Linked DNA regions of Homo sapiens: region 2 is linked to region 1. A link is a loop called in an ENCODE intact Hi-C map of the cell type or tissue named here. Cell type or tissue: endothelial cell of umbilical vein. All regions are shown on one strand. Links, peaks and the distances in the headings refer to the core of each region. The heading gives the core; the rest is flanking DNA. Region 1 has its middle 160 kb from the start of PINCR. Region 2 overlaps CASK (calcium/calmodulin dependent serine protein kinase).

Evidence for each region. Peaks named below come from ENCODE experiments on the same cell type or tissue, not always from the same donor. Only the 100,000 strongest peaks of a DNase experiment are listed, where the experiment ranks them.
Region 2: it touches region 1 in a loop (23-fold over the local background); 8 of 110 quality-filtered maps call a loop at or near these places.

Annotation. Positions count from the first base shown.
Region 1 is chrX:43,327,987-43,338,006 of GRCh38, reverse strand. No RefSeq gene overlaps it. Among named protein-coding and RNA genes, the nearest start is that of PINCR, 160 kb to the right of the region's middle. In endothelial cell of umbilical vein, for the core only: no CTCF peak of the experiment used is centred there; no DNase peak of the experiment used is centred there.
Region 2 is chrX:41,775,551-41,785,570 of GRCh38, reverse strand. All of the region lies in intron 3 of CASK (calcium/calmodulin dependent serine protein kinase), which reads left to right. Among named protein-coding and RNA genes, the nearest start is that of GPR82, 56 kb to the right of the region's middle. In endothelial cell of umbilical vein, for the core only: a CTCF peak has its summit at 3,908 (motif pointing left); DNase peaks (open chromatin) are centred at 3,880 and 6,240; H3K27ac peaks cover 714 bases.

The sequences.
Region 1 (10,020 bases), core at 674-8,673:
GTTCTGGGAATTATTACACAGTTCAAATAATATGATCCTAAAGTTATGAGAAACCTATATTCAAGACTGCTTGTCTTTTTTTATCCTCTCTATGAACCTTCTTGAAGACATAATACTCTAGGAATTTTCTTACTTGTAGGGAGCTTTCAGAAAATGCATCAGAATTAAGCAATTAACTGTGGAAATTACTTAACATTATCTTAAAGGCACAAGTGCCAATGAAATTTGGTTATTTTTGTGGCCTACAACTTAACATAATAACCATGATTATAACTGACAACATACTAAGACATATCAGAATTTTAGAAATTTCATACAATTTTGGAACATATATTAATAACAAATTCATGAAAATATAACTCAAAAAGGGTTAAATATCATTTTGTATTTGATAATGCTTCCCATATAACTTGGCATGTCAAATAAGCCTGTTTACTATCTCTCCTTTGGATGCTGAAGGGGCCCTCTGTAACACCTCAAATTTAGTTTAAGGTCAAAAGACTTAATTTTAAAATTTAAGTTCAATTTTGGGAAGCCTGTCAAGTAACTCAAAGGTTTAAAACACTTAATAAAAATAAAATCACAGGTCACTGTAAAATAATAGTCATTAATTTATCCAGAGTGCTAATTAAAAGGCTGTAAAAAGCAAAAATGTTTATTTTGTGATAGAGAGGAAACTCAGTTTTCTAAACAATCAAAAGACCTAATAAAGACAGCATGAGACAGAATTTATCTCTCCTTTTCCCTCCTTTTTTGCAGTTTACTCAAAAGGTGAACAAAAATATTTTACTGCCTCTTATTAATACTACACAAAGTTCTTGCTTGAAAGACAAAAGCAAATATTACTTTCGTATTAGTGTATTATAAATACTAATCTTAAAGCTATTTTAATAAAACCTTATAAATAAATCTAATGTCAGTCAGCTTTTGATCACATAAGATCTTCACAAACCTTTATAATCTTACAAAATTTTTTCTATTTTCTTTTTTCTCAACTTTCTATCTCATTTGGTTTTATCTGTATTTTTTAAATTTAAAACAAGTTTAAGTAACTTTTTTGTGTGTGTGAGAGACAGAGTATCGCTCTGTCACCCAGGCTGGAGTGCAGTGGCATGATCTCAGCTCACTGAAACCTCTGCCTCCTGCGTTCAAGTGATTCTTCTGCCTCAGCCTCCCGAGTAGCTGGGATTAGCTGGTCTTGAACTCCTGACCTCAAGTGATCCTTCTGTCTTGGCCTCCCAAAGTTCTGGGATTACAGGCATTGAGCCACTGTGCCTGGCCTAAAGTAACTTTTTAACTATACTTTTTACATCAAGCACACATGTTTATGCCTTTACAACCCTCCTTGCCAAAAATATATCTTGTTTTTCTTTTTACACTCTGTATACAGAATTGTTTCTCTTATATCTAGTAGTTTTAATTACATATATTAACTACAAATGTAACTCTTAGTAATTCTACTTTTTTTTCTTTTTTTTTTTTTTGAGAACGAGTCTCACTCTGTCACCCAGGCTGGAGTGCAGTGGCGCAATCTCGGCTCACTGCAACCTCCGCCTCCTGGGTTCAAGCATTTCTCTGCCTCAGCCTCCCGAGTAGCTGGGATTACAGGTGCCTGCCACCACGCCCGGTTAATTTTTGTATTTTTAGTAGAGATGGGGTTTCACCAAGTAATTCCATTTTTTAGTGAAAACCTAGAGACCAAGTAATTTTGAACTGTTTTATATCAGTATTTGTAGATTTAAAAAACCCTTTAAAAATGTTTAGAAAGCCATTTTCCTTATTTGTTTTGTTTGATATCTAAATATATTTAGTTTTTTAATACCATATAAAAATGAGATACCAAAGTATGTAAACTTAAAATTATGGTTAATAATTGTTTTAGTACTTTAACTTACCTAGAAATGACTCAGACAACTTTGTGACTATTACTTAATTTAATATTATATAACATAACTTTAAAAATTTAAATTAGTGAAAAATAATTGAAAATATGACACAAGTACCCTTCTTAATGTGTCCCACAGTTATCCTGGGTCCCAAGTACCTATATGGCACCCAAGGATGGCTATAAAGGACAGGGCCTATCTGCATCCTAAATTTACATACCAGGTGTAGAGCTCAGGACAGAGCACAGAGCTGTGAAAAAGATGCCTGGAGGATCTGATTGTTCTCAGCATGGCCAGGAGGCAAAGTTAGGCCAGAGAGGATGAGGATTGGGCTTTACTATGCCTTATAGCTGGTGGTCTAGGCACTGAGGATATGTCCCCAGGTCTCACCACATCAACCTGTCCAGACCCCAGAATCCAGTCTCAAAACCAAAAACATAAACTCACAGACAAATCAAGCATCAAAAATATTACAGAAGCAGCAGTTTTATGACCTTAGAACATGTAGTAGAGATGGCACAAACCTGTCTGACCAGTAAACACAGGCAAAAATATCTGAATTATATTTCACTGAAAATTTTAGAGCCATTTCTATTTTATTTTGATAATTTTAAAACCAGTTTTATTTGCCAAATATTATCACATACACACAATACATAAAGACATATAGACATACAAATAGACAGAAGCAGATCTTATAGCTTTCACAGAGAATTTTCATTTGCCAGTTTCCAAATAGTTTTTCTTTTTCTCATTCAAATGATCAATTTTCCAATTACCTGTTTCATTGACCTAAGCAATTGTTAGCTAAGCAACACTAAATTTGCATTTTTAAAGGGATGACTCTTACATGAAACAAAGTAGAAAATTTATAACTCAAAAGCATAGCTCTGAGTCTCCAGGCCTAAATATTGTACCATCATTTGCTCAAACCAAAGAAAAAAAAAAAAAGAAAAAAAAAGAAACAAAAAGGTTTTAGGTAAAGATCCAGTTAAGATAAAGATGGCCTGAGGAAAGTACCTTAAACAAAGTAAGTCTTTTTATGTAAATTTAAAGCAAAGGTAAGAGTTTCTAGTCATTTAGTCCTCCCTCTCTTTCCCAGGGTACAGAGGCAGGCAGGCCCCCTTCAAATGGTGATCTTTTAATAGATACCAATTTCTTTTATGAAAATATTTCAAAATATCCAGCTAAAAGCCAGAAAGGTATATCTTGGAAACCAATTTAGTTCAATAGGCAATCTTTTAGCTACTATTTCTTAGCTAAATTTACTGAGTTCAGGGTAGAGCCAATTAAAGAATAGGGCAAAGAACCCATTCTCTATACATTAACTAAGCATGGATAACTCTGAAAAAGAAGTAAGCCTGCTTTACCTGAGGGCCTGCCTTTTATAAACAGTTTATCCAGGATAGCTTTATTTTAGACTTTAGGATTAGCTAGTAACTAAGCCAGAAACTTAGCATATTATTTTTCTTATCAATTAGTCACTTACAATTTTTACTTGCCTTTTATAAAGTGTCTTCTCATAGAGGGAATAAAAATATTGAAATCTTTTTTTTTTTTTGAGACAAAATCTCACTCTTATCCCCCAGGTTGGAGTGCAATGGCACAATCTCAGCTCACTGCAACCTCCCCCTCCTGAGTTCAAGCGATTCTCTTGCCTCAGCCTCCTGAGTAGCTGGGATTACAGGCACCCACCACCACACCCGGCTAATTTTTGTATTTTTAGTAGAGACAGGGTTTCACCATGTTGGCCAGGCTGGTCTCGATCTCCTGACCTCAGGTAATCTGCCCGCCTCAATCTCCTAAAGTGCTGGGATTACAGGCAAGAGCCACTGCACCTAGCCCAAGATGGAGTTTCATTCTTGTTGCCCAAGCTGGAGTGCAATGGCACGATCTTGGCTCACCACAGCCTCCGCCTCCCGGGTTCAAGAGATTCTCCTGCCTCAGCCTCTCTAGTAGCAGGGATTACAGGCGAGTGCCACCACGCCTGGCTAATTTTGTATTTTTAGTAGAGACAGGGTTTCTCCATGTTGGTCAGGCTGGTCTTGAACTCCCGACCTCAGGTGATCTGCCCACCTCGGCCTCCCAAAGTGCTGGGATTGGAGGTGTGAGCCACCACACCCGGCCTTTAAAATACTGAAATCTTTTTAGAAGCTTTTGCACATCAACAGGCATCCCTGGTTAATCCTATCAACAGGCATCCCTGGGTTACCCTATTTCAGGAGCCCTCATTTTAAAAATACACTTCTAAAAGTCCAGTGTTTTTCATTTGTAACATCCACTGTACTTTTAAATTATTTTTAATCAGATTTCACCATTTCTGTGTTTGCTGTTTCTGGGACCTAATACATATACATGTATAGGTAGGTGTTGCCACAAGGTGGAGTAGTCAGTTCTTCAGAAACTATGGATTCTGTTTTTATATTGAATCTTGGCTTTGGCTCTCAGATCCACTTGATCAATGTAGCCAATGATGTTTCCCTACCTAAGCATGCATGAAAAAGAAACAAAGGGAACAGAACACAAAAATCTCTGCGAATTTCCTAAAGTCACAGTTCTTACCTGCTGTAGTATTGCCATTTACTGCCAGTTCCTATCTGACTCAGACATCTGAAGCCTCTAACTGGATCCAAGCCAGTTAATTATCAGATCTAATATAATAATCCAGGACTGATCCTGGATCCAGTCCAGTTTATACAATGACTTCTGAACCCAATTTGGTTAAAAAAAAATTGCTCAAACAAATTTAGATAGCTGAAAACACAAATCCATAGAGCTTCAGAATCTGAGCAAGAACTTACTCATGATCCCCAATTGATGTGAGAGAGCAATGAACACAATGGTCCCAGTAGGTACATTGCTTGGTCACTTAATGCTCCTGGGGAATGCGGGAAGCTCCACTTTGGGTCTCACTTCTGATGCCATGTGTTAAAAGAAAAACCTTCTAGGTGCAGTGGTTGACAATTGAAATCCCAGCACTTTGGGAGGCCAAGGTGGGAGGATCACGTGAGGCCAGGAGTTTAAGACCAGACTGGGCAAGAATCTGGGTGCTACAAAAAATAAAAAAAAATTAGTCAGGTATGGTGGCACACACCTGTAGTCCCAACTATTCAGGAGGCTGAAGCAGGAGCATCACTTGAACCCAAGAGTTTGAGGCAGCAGTGAGCCATAATCCTGGCACTGCACTTCTGCCTAGGTGACCGAGTGAGACCCTGTCTACAAAACAAAACAACAACAAAAAACTTTAGACAAATTAAATTTAACAGAGTTTAATTGAGCAAAGAACAATTCAGGAATTAACGAGGCCCTTGAACCAGAATAGATTCAGAGAGACTCTAGGACAGCCACATCATCGAAGAGGATTTATGGACAGAAAAAGAAAAGTGATGTGGGCCGGGGGCATGGTGGCTCACTCCTGTAATCCCAGCACTTTGGGAAGCTGAGGTTGGTGCGTCACCTGAGGTCAGGAGTTCCAGACCAGCCTGGCCAACATGGTGAAACCCCATCTCTACTAAAAATATAAAAATTAGCCAGGTGTGGTAGCAGGTGCTTGTAGTCCCAGCTACTTGGGAGGCTGAGGCAGAAGAATCACTTGAACCTGGGAGATGGAGGTTGTAGTAAGCCGAGATCGCACCATTGTACTCCAGCCTGGGTGACAAGAATGAAACTCCATCCCAAAAAAAAAAAAAAAAAGAAAAGAAAGAAAAGAAAGTGAGGCACAGAAACAGCTTATTGGTTATAGTTGGCATTTGCCTTAATTCAACATGGCTTGAACAGTTGGCCACCTTTTAGCTGAAACTCAGTGATTGGTAGAAGAGCAAGTTATAGTCTATTTAAACATTTAATTAGGTTATAGTTCACCATGTACAGAGAAATCTTCAGGTCACGTTTAAAATATTTAAGAAGGCAGGTTAAATTCAGTGACTTTCTTAAGATCTCATGGTAAATTGGAAGCTGGGATTAAGGTTTCTGAGACAGAATGCCTGGGAACCCTAAGTTCTGCATAATGCATGTCAGGTTTCCTACTTATTTTCCTTTCTATATTTTCCTCCTTAACACTTCCAATTCATTCTATCTCTGGCTTGCAATTTAATTCCTTCTTGCCCACACCACTGAATCTCCACTGCTGAGCCACAAAAATAACTCTTTCTCTGCACAGCTGAATTCTCTTCTTTCCAAAAACAGTTGTGGATAGAAGCATCCATTTCTTCACAGTAAAACTCCAAACCTGGGCTGGGCTTGTCATGCTTGTAATCCCAGCACTTTGGGAGGCTGAGGTGGCAGGACTGCTTGAGGACAGGCCAAGAGATTGAGACCATCTTGGGCAACATAGTGAGACCCCGTCTTTACAAAAAATTTTAAAAATTAGCTGGGTGTGGGGTACATACCTGTAGTCCCAGCTACTCCAGAGGCTTTGGAGGGAGGATCACTTGAGACCAGGAGCTGGAGGCTGCAGTGAACTATGATCATGCCTCTGCACTCCAGCCTGGATGACAGAGCAAGACTACATTTCTAAAAGCACAAACCCAAACCCTATCCACCAGTCTGTTTTCTTGCCTCAAGGCTCTAATAACATAATCACAGAAGAGTTAAACTTTCAACATTTTCACAAGTCTGAGGCACTGTTTCATATTTTTTTGTTACCTTATTATGCTAAGAATATTTAAAACCCATAGAAAATTACATGGATAATTATTACTAAAGTCAACAGTGGTTTTCTTCTCACGTTTCTTAAACTTAACCATCTTAATCTAATTATGATAATTCTACCTAAGTAAAGATTTATTAGAGTTATATTTTCCTTCTTTTTTCATTCATACCCTCTGGAGCTATAATGAATAGGGAAACATTTGTAGGTTAGAAACTGATACCTAACCAGGCTCTTTCTGCTCACACACAGTAAGCCAATCACTGTAACAATGGGTTTTGCAAAAGAGAAAGGGGTTATTCATGAGGCAGCCAAGCGAGGAGGTAGGAGACCAGTTCTCAAATATGGTTTCCCCAAAATAGTACAGGTGGTCTAAAGTGTGGGAAAAGGTGATTGGCAAGTAAGAAAGGTGAGGTAATTAGGGTTTCTGTGCAAGTGTAATCAAGCTACATGGCTATTCACTGGACACATGTTCAGATAATGGCATTAGCATGATCTGAAAAAGGAGTTTTTGGTCATGTGATGTCAAAAGGTTACCTCTTGAGCATTTGCACAAGCCTGGTTGAAGGGTTGGTGATCTCAACTAGTTTGAACTGGACAGGAGCTGTCCCTAAGTTTCTAAAAAACAACTTTAAGCAACCATTACTGTAATGATCCACAGTCAGAAATGTTATCAACAAGGAAGTTAGTCCAATATTAGATATGTATTGTTTGGCTATGTGATTTGCTAGTGGGAGTTCTAAGATCAACTAGAAGTAAGTGATTAAAAGCAGCCAAGGCTGCTTAAGTTTGGCAGGCTTAATCAGGTTAGCCCTCAGTTTCAAAACGAGGAGGGTGAAAAAAAATCAAATAATCTTGTCAATCTACTGATTAGTCAGTGAGTTCTTGCATAATTTGGAATTTGGAATCCCTTCATTAAATTGCATCTCAGAATCCTGAAGGTTTCATGACTCATCAGCATCTCTGATATCCAGAAAATCTTAGATACATTCTGAATTTAGGAGAGAGAGAGAGAGAAAAAAAAAACACCACCAAACACCCTGCCCCTTGCCCCACAACACCCATATCTTCTTGACAGCCAAGTAGAAAATAACATAGAGAAAGTCCTCAGATAATCATTCCATTTCTGGAATGATTCCAAATCTTAGCACTTCATCTTTGTTTTTGCTTGTTGTCACATCCTATGAGGATTGTCTAAATGTTGTACAGCTATTAGATTACCTGAAAGATTGAGTTGAAAACATTAGGGCAACATATAGTCCCTTCTTTAAAGGGCACTGGATGTTGGTTATAACCAGAAAATATGGAGCCTGGATCTATCCTCTGAGATTAGAATTTTATAAAATGCCCTATTTATTAAACTATTTTAAAAGGCATTAATTTAGGTGAACTTAACCTAGACTTTAAGAACAATAAGAAGAATAAAATAAAACTTCTTGAAAAAAATTTTAAAATAAGATGCTGTGCTTAGATGTATAAAAGTTTATAATTTCCCATAGAATAAATGATTAAAAATAAAAATACTCCTTTTAGTTTAATCATTGATGCCAGGAAACTATTTGGGGAATGATAGGGTTAGAAAGGTTAAAAGTTAAATATTACCTGAAGCACAGCCCACAAATAAGTTTTCTTATCATATAACCATCTCTTTTCTCCTAATCTCCTGTTTTATTTTTTTCTCTAAAGCTCTTATTTGTTTGCTGACCATCACTTTGGGTGGTTTAAATAAAATCGAATTAGATGTAATAAACTGCAGATAATTTTCTGCTTGTTTATTTTATTTTGGGTTTTTAAAAACTATTTATTTCATAAATAATCACATTGTATTCATTACTTACGCCAAACACCATAGGAGATAAAAACTGAATATGGCACAGATTATGTCCTGAAGAGACTCATATTCACCCACTGATCATCTTTAAAAAAACTATTTGCAACAGTATTATTTCTTGCCAATAATGATACCAACATCAAATACATCATCTTTAGTCTGTAGTTTTTTCCTCCCTGACTGCATTAAAAAATCTGTGCCAGCATCAAAACCTTCTTCCCCACAAATGATTGGTCATTGAAAACATACAAATAAAGGAAATTGAATTATTTCTTTCTATGTTTGTTCTTTTATTGGATCCATTTGGATATTTAAATAAACTTTAACAGTTGAATCATAAAATGATGAATCTTTCTAATTCTTCTCTTTTGACTTCATTGATTCTACAAACTTCTGAGCACCTATTGCATGAGAGGTGCTGTCATATGTCGCTTTATGATCTAAAGAGAAGACTCTCACATTTTCTGAAGCAGCAGAAAAGAATTATATACACATACAGAAAATTTCCATCTGGCATTTTGTGACAATTTTTTGATCCACTGGTTAAAGAACAAAATCAAATATCATGCTTTGTTTAAAAAAAAAAAGTTGAAGGGGTGAGGAGGGTATTTAAAGTATATATATAAGTAAGACACATATTTTTTTTAAAATATAAAATGGTGGAACTATAAATTGGTACAACTACTTTGGAATATTGTTTGGCTATGCCTAGTAAATCTAAACATATGTATACCCTATAAATTATAAATTAAACTCCTAGTTTTATGCCCATCAGAAATGCACACACATGTTAACCAAAAGACATATTCTGGGTTTCTCATATTGTGGGAATCAGGAGACCGGAGAGACCAATAGGGTGGAACAGAAGGATTTTATTTAGGGGCACCTGCTCAGCGGATTCACATCCAAAAGGCTGAACCCTAGAAAAAGACAGGGCTTGACTTTTATACATGCATCTGTGGCACGAAATGCAGTGACGCAAAAGCACGTAGAACAAAGACAGTTTATCAAACAGTGACAGGCTCATAACTCAGGCTTTCATGTGACTCCTGCTATGTGGGCCAGGTGGCTGTTATCTAGGCTTGCTCAGATGCCTGCACAATCTTATCTCGTGTCCTTCGCTACAGCGCCCAGATGGCTGCAATCATATCTTACTCAAGCATGTCGCATGACCTCTGCAGTGCTACAGAGATTTACAGATACTAGTTACAGAAAACAGGAATCTATAAACTCATAAAAACTTGCAGAGCAGGGTACAATGGTGTAGCTCAGGGTACAATGGCACAGAGCAGGGAGGGATTCGATGGGGAAGCTGCTCATACCAAAGGAAAGGAAGAAAATTTTTTTCCCTTTTTAACTTCTGCTTCACTCAAAGCAGCAGTATTAAAAATAGTCAAGGTAAAACTCAGGAAGATGGTGGATAGGACACAGGGCTAATGTGCATCTCCCACTTGAACGGACAGAACAGCGTGTGGAGACTCACACTGTGAACTTTTGCACCAAGAATCGTCACAGGAATGTATGAGGGAAACAGAAAGAATTTACAGATCCTTTGAAAGAAGTGTCATGTTGCTGCAAACTCTACGAGACAGGCAAAAACTGTTAGTTACCAAAGTGTACGAGGGGGAAAACCTGCCTCTGAAAACACTTCCCCA
Region 2 (10,020 bases), core at 633-8,632, 1.6 Mb after region 1:
ATGTGAAAAAAGATGTAAACATTTTAGTTGTTGTTTGCAACAGCTTAAAAAGCGCTGAATGGAAGGTTATGCTACATTAATTAGGAGTATATAGTATTCAGAACAAAGTCATACTCCTCCCGTTCACCCTGGACCATTCATAGTAAGCAGGACACTGGAATGTCTGCAGAATAGGATAACCAGAATGGAAAGGAGCCTGAAAATTGTGTCATAGAGACACAGCCTTCAAAATCTTTTCTGGCAAACCTGCTAAAAGAATTTTGAGGCCAGGCGTGGTGGCTCATGCCAATAATCCCAGCACCTTGGGAGGCCAAGGCAGGCGGATTGCTTGAGCTCAGGAGTTCAAGACCAGCGTGGGCAACATGGCGAAACCCTGTCTCTACAAAAAATACAAAAACTAGGTGGGCATGGTGGCACACGCCTGTAGTCCCAGTTACTTGGGAGGCTGAGGTTGGAGAATCACCTGAGCCTGGGAAGTCAAGGCTTTAGTGAGCCATGATTGCACCACTGTACTCTAGCCTGGGCAACAGAACAAGACCCTGCCTCAAAAAAAAAAAAAAAAAAAAAAGAATTTTGAAAAACGTATGTACCCCTTCACATATTTTTTAGGTTGATATATAAAAACTTTTATTGTGAGAATATAATTCTCAGTATCTTGAATATTCTTTTAAATATGTTTTGTTTGTTTGTTTTTTTGAACAGAGTCTCACTCTGTCACCCAGGCTGGAGTGCAGTGGCGCAATCTCGGCTCACTGCAACCTCCGCCCCCTGGGTTCAAGCAATTCTCCTGCCTCAGCCTCCCGAATAGCTGGGACTACAGGCACGTGCCACCATGCCCGGCTAATTTTTGTATTATTTAGTAGAGATAGGTTTCACCAAGTTGGCCAGGCTGGTCTCGAACTCCTGACCTTGTGATCTGCCCGCCTCGGCCTCCCAAAGTGCTGGGATTACAGGCATGAGCCACCACGCCCAGCCTTAAATATATTTTCTACACAACTGTAGAATTGCCTGTTTATCTCATTCACTGTATGGAAAATGTCTGCTATGTGACCTACATGGCAATGCTAGTCCTTATTGTCAAATCACTCAGCCAAATCAGACTCATTTTCTGTCAGGGAAAAAAAAAATCTGACTTCATTTTTCAAACAAAATTAAAGTGTTAAATGGACATCCCTGTGACACTCATCTTAGTATTGATTTTGAATTCTTAAACAGCTTACCATGAATATATTGCCTGGATAAAGTAAGGTGGAACCTCCCTTTTTTTCTCAAACTCTCTTTGTTTTGCTTTCAAAGGTCTCTCCCTCCCTCAGGGGCTGTGCATTTCCCAGCCATCTCTTTGAAGTTAGGCTTTTTGGGTTGGAGGAGTAGTTTGCCTTTTGGATGGGTAACTGGAGATGTGGAGATGGGTGATTGTAGTTGTGGAGATGTAAAAGAAAAACCGCAGACCACAGACTTGTTTACAAACAGACAAAATTATGGAAAATGAAGATATGGAAATTGATTGCCTTAAAAATATCCTAGTTCATGTGTCTCCTGGAAGGACTTTGGGTATTCCCAGAGATACCCAAATCCTAGGTTGAAGACCACTGGCCTAGAAGAGCTGTTGAAAAGACTGGGAGGCTTTGGTTATCCACGAATGTATTCGTTTCATTATTCTGCTGGAAGAGTCCCCAAAGCAGAAGCCCATAGATAGAACATAATCAATGTCCACAGTTATTTGAAAGATTGTCATATATAAGACTATATGCTTATTCAGTGTGGCATCAGAGGCTGTAACTAGAATCAACAAGTGGCAGACGTCACCTCTAACTAAAGAAGACCTTTTTGATGATTAAACTTACTCCATGAATGAAGCAGCCTGTCTCACAGACTATGTAGTTTCTCACTAGAAGCACTCAAGTTGAAGCTGGATCCTTCCAAGGGGCCTGAAGATAAGGTTTTAATTTTGGACTAGAGATGGCCTCTAACATCCCTTCTAATTTTAAGATATTGTAATTCTTTTGTTTTTTTTTTTTTTTTGAGACAGAGTCTTGCTCTGTTGTCCAGGCTGGCGTGCAGCGGCGCGATCTTGGCTCACTGCAACCTCCGTCTCCCAGGTTCAAGCGATTCTCCTCCCTCAGCCTCCCAGGCACAGGTCACCACGCCTGGCTAATTTTTGTATTTTTAGTAGAGACAGGGTTTCACCATGTTGGCCAGGCTGGTCTCGAACTCCTGACCTCAGGTGATCTGCTTGCCTCGGCCTCCCAAAGTGCTGGGATTACAGGCATGAGCCACTGTGCCCGGCCAAGATATTATAATTCTTTTAAAATTACTTATCTGGTTTAATTTTATTCTTTATTCAAGAAATATATTTCTGTCTGTATGTTTATTTTCTGAGAAAACTAAGAACAAGTTGGGTTTGTTTTTTGTTGTTGTTGTTTTTGTTTTTAACAGTCTCACTCTGTCGCCCAGGCTGGAGTGCAGTGGCGCCATCTTGGCTCACTTCAGCCTCCACCTCCTGGGTTCAAGCGATTCTTTGCCTCAGCTTCCCATGTAGCTGGGACTACAGGCGCATGCCACCACGCCTGGCTAATTTTTGTATTTTTTGAAGAGACGGTGTTTCATCATGTTGGCCAGGCTGGTCTCACACCCCTGGCCTCAAGTGATCAACCCTCCTCAGCCTCCCAAAGTTCTGGAATTACAGGTGTGAGCCACCACGCCCAGCCTCCTAAAAAGCAAGTTTTACATACTATATAAAGTAATGATCACAGAAAGCAAATTTTAAAAATTCACCTAAATTTCACCATGTATGCTAATTGTATCAAAGGGGACTTAGTGACAGTGTAGTAGAGAAAAAAGGATCTTTGGTTTCATAAAACCTGGGTTAACATCCCAGCTCTGTCACTTTTACTAATTATGTGAGGTTGGCCAAGTTTTATAAGTTCCCTGAGCCTCAGTTTGCTTACCTTCAGAATCTTCCTAAGATTATGAGAACTAGATGAGAAACTGTATGTGACTTCCCTTTGTAAGTGGTGAAGTGCTTTTTAACTATAAAGTATTATTTCCAGTGGCTTTAACAGGATAGTTTTAGTCCCTCATTGTTGAAGTAGTCTGTGTGGGATTTTATGTAACTAATTTTGTATGTTGTGATGGAAATAATTCATGGTTGGCTGTATATCGAGATGAGACCTGGTTAAATTGGATATTTTCCAGTGACCTGATCCCAGTGTTAACCCAAATCACTAGAACATGGCCTTATGTTTTCTTTTGTTTTGTTTTCTTTTTTAACAGTGTAATTGTGGAAAATTTCAAATGAAAAGAGAGAATAGTATAATAAACCCCAGCATACTGGTCACCAAGCTTCAATAGTTATCAAAACATTTTGCCATTCCTATTCTGTTCCTCCTGATGTCTTTTTCTCCCCTGGAGATTTCTAAAGCACTATAATTTCACCTATAAATACTCTTGTTTGTATTTCTAACAGATAAGGATTTTTTAAATGATCATATTATTATTATACCTAACAAAATCAACAATAATTCCTTAATATCATGTCATGATCAGTTGATACTCAGTTTTCCCTGATTGAACATGAATTTTAACTGACAGATTTCTGAATTTAGAATTGTTTTATTAGCTCTAGGGACCTGAAAGTAGATTATAAATTCAGTTAAAATAACTTAGTTATTTCTCAAAAGGGCCAGAAGCAAACTAGAAATAGAAAATTGTTCTTTTGTATCATTGTTTTGTAAATTCACCTCAACAATTGGCCTTGCACAGTTTTTTGCATCCTCCTTATCTCCTGGGTTTCAAACAAACCAAAAATATCGATTACTCTAAGATTTAAAGTCATGTGGAGCAAAAAACAAAGCCAATGCACTTGTGTATAGTTCCACCTACTGGCTAGGTGAGAGATTGCTTCTATAGCTGCTACGTAGACTAAGCTACTCCAGAATTGCCCTCATGTTTCTGGCAACAGATGTAATTACCCCTGGTATTTAGGGGCTCATTGCTCAGGTTATGGGTTATCTGGATCCTTTTTACAGTTTTTGTAACATGACACCCATACAGTGTAGACAATGAAAGGCAAAAAAATAAAATAAAATTAGGTCAGTTAGTTTTGTTGTTTGTTGGCTACTTAGAAGCAGCATTTATCATTTTGGTGGAGAAAAGGCTAGACAAAACAGCATATTTGGATCATGAGTGAGTTTCTTAATATGGTGTCCATATCTGTCTTTGCCACAGACTATGTATAACCAACACTCCTTTTTTTCTTCCTAAACTGAAGTCATGAAATTATATGGCCCGAGAATGTTGTTTATCATGTTAGAAAATCCTTAGAACTAGTTGATGGCTGGGCTCAGTGGCTTACGCCTATAATCCCAGCAGTTTGGGAGGCCAAGGCAGGAGGATCACCTAGGGGTTTGAGACCAGCCTGGGCAATAGAGTGAGACCTCATCTCTACGAAAAAATTTTAAAAATTAGCCAAGCATGGTGGCACACACCTGTAGTCCCAGCTACTTGGGAGGCTGAGGTGGGAGAATTACTTGAGCCACAGAGGCAGAAATTGCAGTGAACCAAGATCATGCCACTGTACTCCAGTGTGGGCAACAAAGTGAGACCCTGTCTCAAAAATAATAAGCCGGACTTGGTGGCTTACACCTGTAATCCCAGCAGTTTGGGAGGCTAAGGTAGGTGGATCACTTGAGGTCAGGAGTTTGAGACCAGCCTGGCCAACATGGCAAAACCCCGTCTCTACTAAAAATACAAAAATTAGCCGGGTGTGGTGGCACACACCTGTAATCCCAGCTACTCGGGAGGCTGAGGCAGGAGAATCACTTGAACCCAGAAAGCAGAGGTTGCAGTGAGCCAAGATAGCACCACTGCACTCCAGCCTGGGTTACAGAGCAAGACTCTGTCTCTAAAAATAAAATAATAATAATAATAATAGTTGATATCTACTTAATCACAAATGGTTTATAAGTTTAAAGCATGCTTAAAAACAGAGACTCACAAAACCAGAATTTTAGATATGGAAAAGATTAGATTAGTAAATTTCAAATTTTAGGTTAGAAAATCCGGTATAAAACTTGTTAAACAAGCAGGTACCCAGGTCCCACCTCTAGACATTCACTTTTGCAGATGTGAGTTCTGACCGGGCAGGTCAAGAGATGATTGACCTTTAAAATGGGGGTAATACAACATAAAGGCTATATCATCATTGTCCCAACACACACAGTAGTTTTGTAGACATCTGCATATATTTGCACATCCATTACTTTGGGATTACACTTAAATTTGAACCTGTCTGTAGCAATTTGCTGAAACATATTTTAAATACAGGTTCAGTTTTGAAGACAGGCTGAGTTGGGTTATCCCCACAAGTTAAATATTTATTTCTAAGTGACACATTTGGGCTTGTCTTTAGTAGTATCTGGTACTTGAGTTAAGCTGTAAATCCTAAATTGGCTGGCCAAGGAATTTTAATTACCTTATTACAGAGCGATTACATATACCACGGGGAGACTTTTACAATAATTAAATATTGATTTAAAACACATCCGACATGATGTGTATCTTTTAAAATAATTTTTTTGTATCTTTTAAATTTTTTATCTTTAATATTTTTACCTTTTATATCTTTAATTTTTTTGTATATTTTAAAATAATATTAGCAGTTTGTGTTTTTGTAGCTCACAAAGGCGATAAACTGAAAGCTCTTTTTTTATTATTATTTTTTTTTGGTCTAGTATTTATGCCTGGGGAAGGGAGTGTTTGTGAAATTTATTTATACTGATAGAGTGGAACTGATTACTACTTACCAGCAAACTTGCTGCTTAAGGGAAAATATGTTTGTCTCATACCAAGCAATAAATATCTGTACTGTAGCATTTTAATCTATTTGAAGATTTGCTCATATTTTCATAGCTAGTCTTATATAATCTATTTTGATTTTTTCTTTTTATGTGTGATGATATAAATTGCTATTTGTTCTTTCAGCAAAGTAAACATCTCTTTTGACTCACAGTATCAAAATGTTTAGTTGATTTTAGTTTTGCAAACTGTGTGTCAGGGATCCCCAAGACCACCCCCAGGCTTGATGATTCACTAAGAAAACTCAAAGGACTCAGCATATAGTCATATTCACAGCTATGATTTATTATAGCTAAAGGATATAAAGAGAAATCAGCAAAAGGAAAAGATACATTAGCTGAAGTCCAGGGGAAACCAGGCACAAGCTTTCAAGGGTCTCCCCAGCAATGAGTTGTGACAACACATGTGAAATGGTGCCAACCAGGGAAGCTTATTAGAGACTCTGCCCTGGGTTTTTATTGGGGGCTGGTCACATAGGCATCTTCCACTTGGCACTTAACCAAATTCCAGACTCCCAGAAAGAAAGCAGGTGTTCAGCCTAAATCACATTGTTAGCACAAACAGTTTAGACACAGTGAGTCAGTCTTTTCAGTCAGGAATGTAGAGGACCGTCCTGAAATCCAAGTTCCCAGATAAACCTCTCAAGGGCCAACCTTAGTAGGCCTTTCAAGCCTTTTATGAGATAGTAGTTTAGGCCTGCTATATTAACTCTTCTGCACAAACTAAAATAGAGATAAATAGAAGAAGGGTTTTAAAAGAGTTGATATAAACTCCTGGATCTGCAAACAAAATATAATTGACTGTAAAGATAATGACAGGGTTTGGAGTTTGGGGTTTTTTTTTTTTTCTTTTTAACTGTAAATACAGTATCATTTTTATATCTGTTAAAAAACATTTAGGTGGTCAGATTTTTGTATAAAACAAATCCTGGATTGGGATGTTACAGTATAGAACAGATTTTAAACTTTGAATGCTATATGAGAAAATAAACTATTCAGATGCTACTGTCTTAGAAATACATTTGAAATTGTCACTCCGATAACTTTTCGTCTATGACAACTAATCTTCAAGCCACTAAAATAATTTTGAATAAATTTGTGTACATATAAAATCTGAAGAAAATTCAGTTAATTTTCTGTTATTTAAAAGAAGTATAGTTTGTTCATTTAAAAATAAAAGTTATTGGCCAGGCACGGTGGCTCACACCTGTAATCCCAGCACTTTGGGAGGCCAAGGCGGGCGGATCACTTGAGGTCAGAAGTTTGAGACTAACCTGGCCAACATGGTGAAACCCTATCACTACTAAAAATACAAAAATTAGCCAGGCGTGGTGGCGGGCGCCTGTAATCCTAGCTACTCGGGAGGCTGAGGCAGGAGAATCACTTGAACCTGGGAGGCAGAGGTTGCAGTGAGCCGAGATCACACCACTGCACTCCAGCCTGGGCAACAAGAGCGAGACTCAGTCTTGAAAAAAAAAAAAATTCTTAGTGTACAACCTTTGCCATATACATAACTTGTAAAAATTTAGAAATTACAGAAAATTTTGACAAAAAATAATGTCTTAATTTTGTTATAAAAATTGTAACAGAAATAAATGTCATTCACAAACATTTTGGACCATTTCCTTCTATTGGAAGCATTTTGCTATACCATTAAATATTTTTTGGATACAATATTTTAATGACTTCATTAAGACATCTAAATGTGTGCATGTGCCATGTTTAATAAATTCCCTATAGTTCAACATTAACATTGTTTTTCCCTATTAGAAATAATTTATAATTAATATCTTGTACATAATTACTTGTTCACGCCCCTTGATTGCTTTGTTTCCTCAGAATACATTTCTGAAAGTAGAATAACTGGGTAAAAGAGTATATGAATACATACAAATACATACATCATACTTAGATTTAACCTTTTTCTCAGTACAATGCCTCACATTTTGAAAAATACATTCACATAAATATACAACTTAAAGAATTATTGTAGAAGTGAACAACCATGTAACTATAACCCAAGTCAAGAAATTTTAAAACTGCCAGTACCTCAACAGCCCCTGAATTCCCCTTTCTCATGATAATCCCCTTCTTCTCTCAGAAATAACTAATCTGGACTTCACTTCTGTGCTTTTTATATCCCTAGCATCAAAATAGGAATTCTCAGAATTCTCAAATAATAAAGTTCACTGTCGTCTGCTAAAATCTATTTTTTTTTTTTTTTTTTGAGACGATGTCTCGCTCTGTCGCCCAGGCTGGAGTGCAATGCTGTATCAGCTCACTGCAACCTCCGCCCCCTGGATTCAAGCAATTCTCGTGCCTCAGCCTCCCGAGTAGCTGGGACTACAGGCATGCACCACCACGCCCGGCTGATTTTTGTATTTTTAGTAGAGACAGGGTTTCACCATGTTGGCTAGGCTGGTCTCAAACTCCTGACCTCAAGTGATCCGCCTGCCTCTGCCTCCTAAAGTGCTGGGATTACGGGCATGAGCCACCACGCCTGGCCTAAAATCTTTATTTGAATGGAATCCTACAGTATATACTCTATTTTTGGTCTCTGAGATTCATCTGGTTGCTTTGTGCAGCTGTTCCTTTATTTTATTGCTATGTAGTATTGCAGTGAACAAACTCGCACTATTTATTCATTTTAATGCTAATGAGTATTTGGGTGATTCCCAGATTTCACTATTTTGTAGAGCAGATCCTTCCACGTTGTTCTTCAGCCATGTTTTAAGGGATGTACTTGTCTGCATTTCTCATATACATTTTAGAATGAGGTTGTCAATTTCCACCAAAACAAAAAAACTATTGAGATTTTTGTCTTGAATTACTATATCAAATCTTGATAGCAATTTGAGAATAATTGACATGTTTACAGTGTTGAATCATCCAATTCGTGAACATAGTGTCTATCTTCCCATTTATTTAGCTCTTTGATTTCTTGCAATAAAGTTTTATATGTTCCTCTGTAGAGGTTGTGTACATCTGTATTAGATTTATGTATTGTCAGATTTATTCTTAGGTATTTTGTTTTTAGGGTAAGTCAGTTTCTCTCATTCTCCCTTCTCTTTCCCTTTCCTTGTACTAACTTTGTGTTCCTATTCATCAGGCTTCATTAATTCCAACAATTAATCTGTAGAATCATTTGGATTTTCTCCATACATAATCATATCATCTGTGTATAAGGAGGATTTGATTTGCCCTTTCCAACTTTTTTACATCTTTTCTTGCCTTTATTACAATGGATAAAACATTCAGGGCAGTGGTGATGGCAGTTATCTCTGCTTATTTCTGATCTTAGAGTTTGCTAAGCATGAATGGATCATGAATTTTATCAAATGTCTTTTTTCTGCATATGCAGTCATGCATCCTATAATGATATTTCAGTCAACAACAGACTGCATATACATGGGTGCTCTCATAAGAGTATAATGGAGCTGAAAAATTCCTATCGACTAGTGGTATCATAGCTGTCATAACATAATAGCTCAACACATCACTCACGTTTGTGGTGATGCTGCTATAAACAAGCCTGTGCTAGCAGTCATATAAAAGTATAACACATACAATTATATACAGCACACAATACTTGATAATGATAATAAATAACTCTGTTACTGGTTTATGTATATACTATACTTTTTTGTTGTTTTGTTTTTATTTTAATTTTATTTATTATTATTATACCTTAAGTTTTAGGGTACATGTGCACAATGTGCAGGTTAGTTACATATGTATACGTGTGCCATGCTGGTGCGCTGCACCCACTAACTTGTCATCTAGCATTAGGTGTATCTCCCAGTGCTATCCCTCCCCCCTCCCCCCACCCCACAACAGTCCCCAGAGTGTGATGTTCCCCTTCCTGTGTCCATGTGTTCTCATTGCTCAATTCCCACCTGTGAGTGAGAACATGCGGTGTTTGGTTTTTTATCCTTGCGATAGTTTACTGAGAATGATGATTTCCAGTTTCATCCATATCCCTACAAAGGACATGAACTCATCATTTTTTATGGCTGCATAGTATTCCATGGTGTATATGTGCCACATTTTCTTAATCCAGTCTATCATTGTTGGACATTTGGGTTGGTTCCGAGTCTTTGCTATTGGGAATAGTGCCGCAGTAAACATACGTGTGCATGTGTCTTTATAGCAGCATGATTTATAG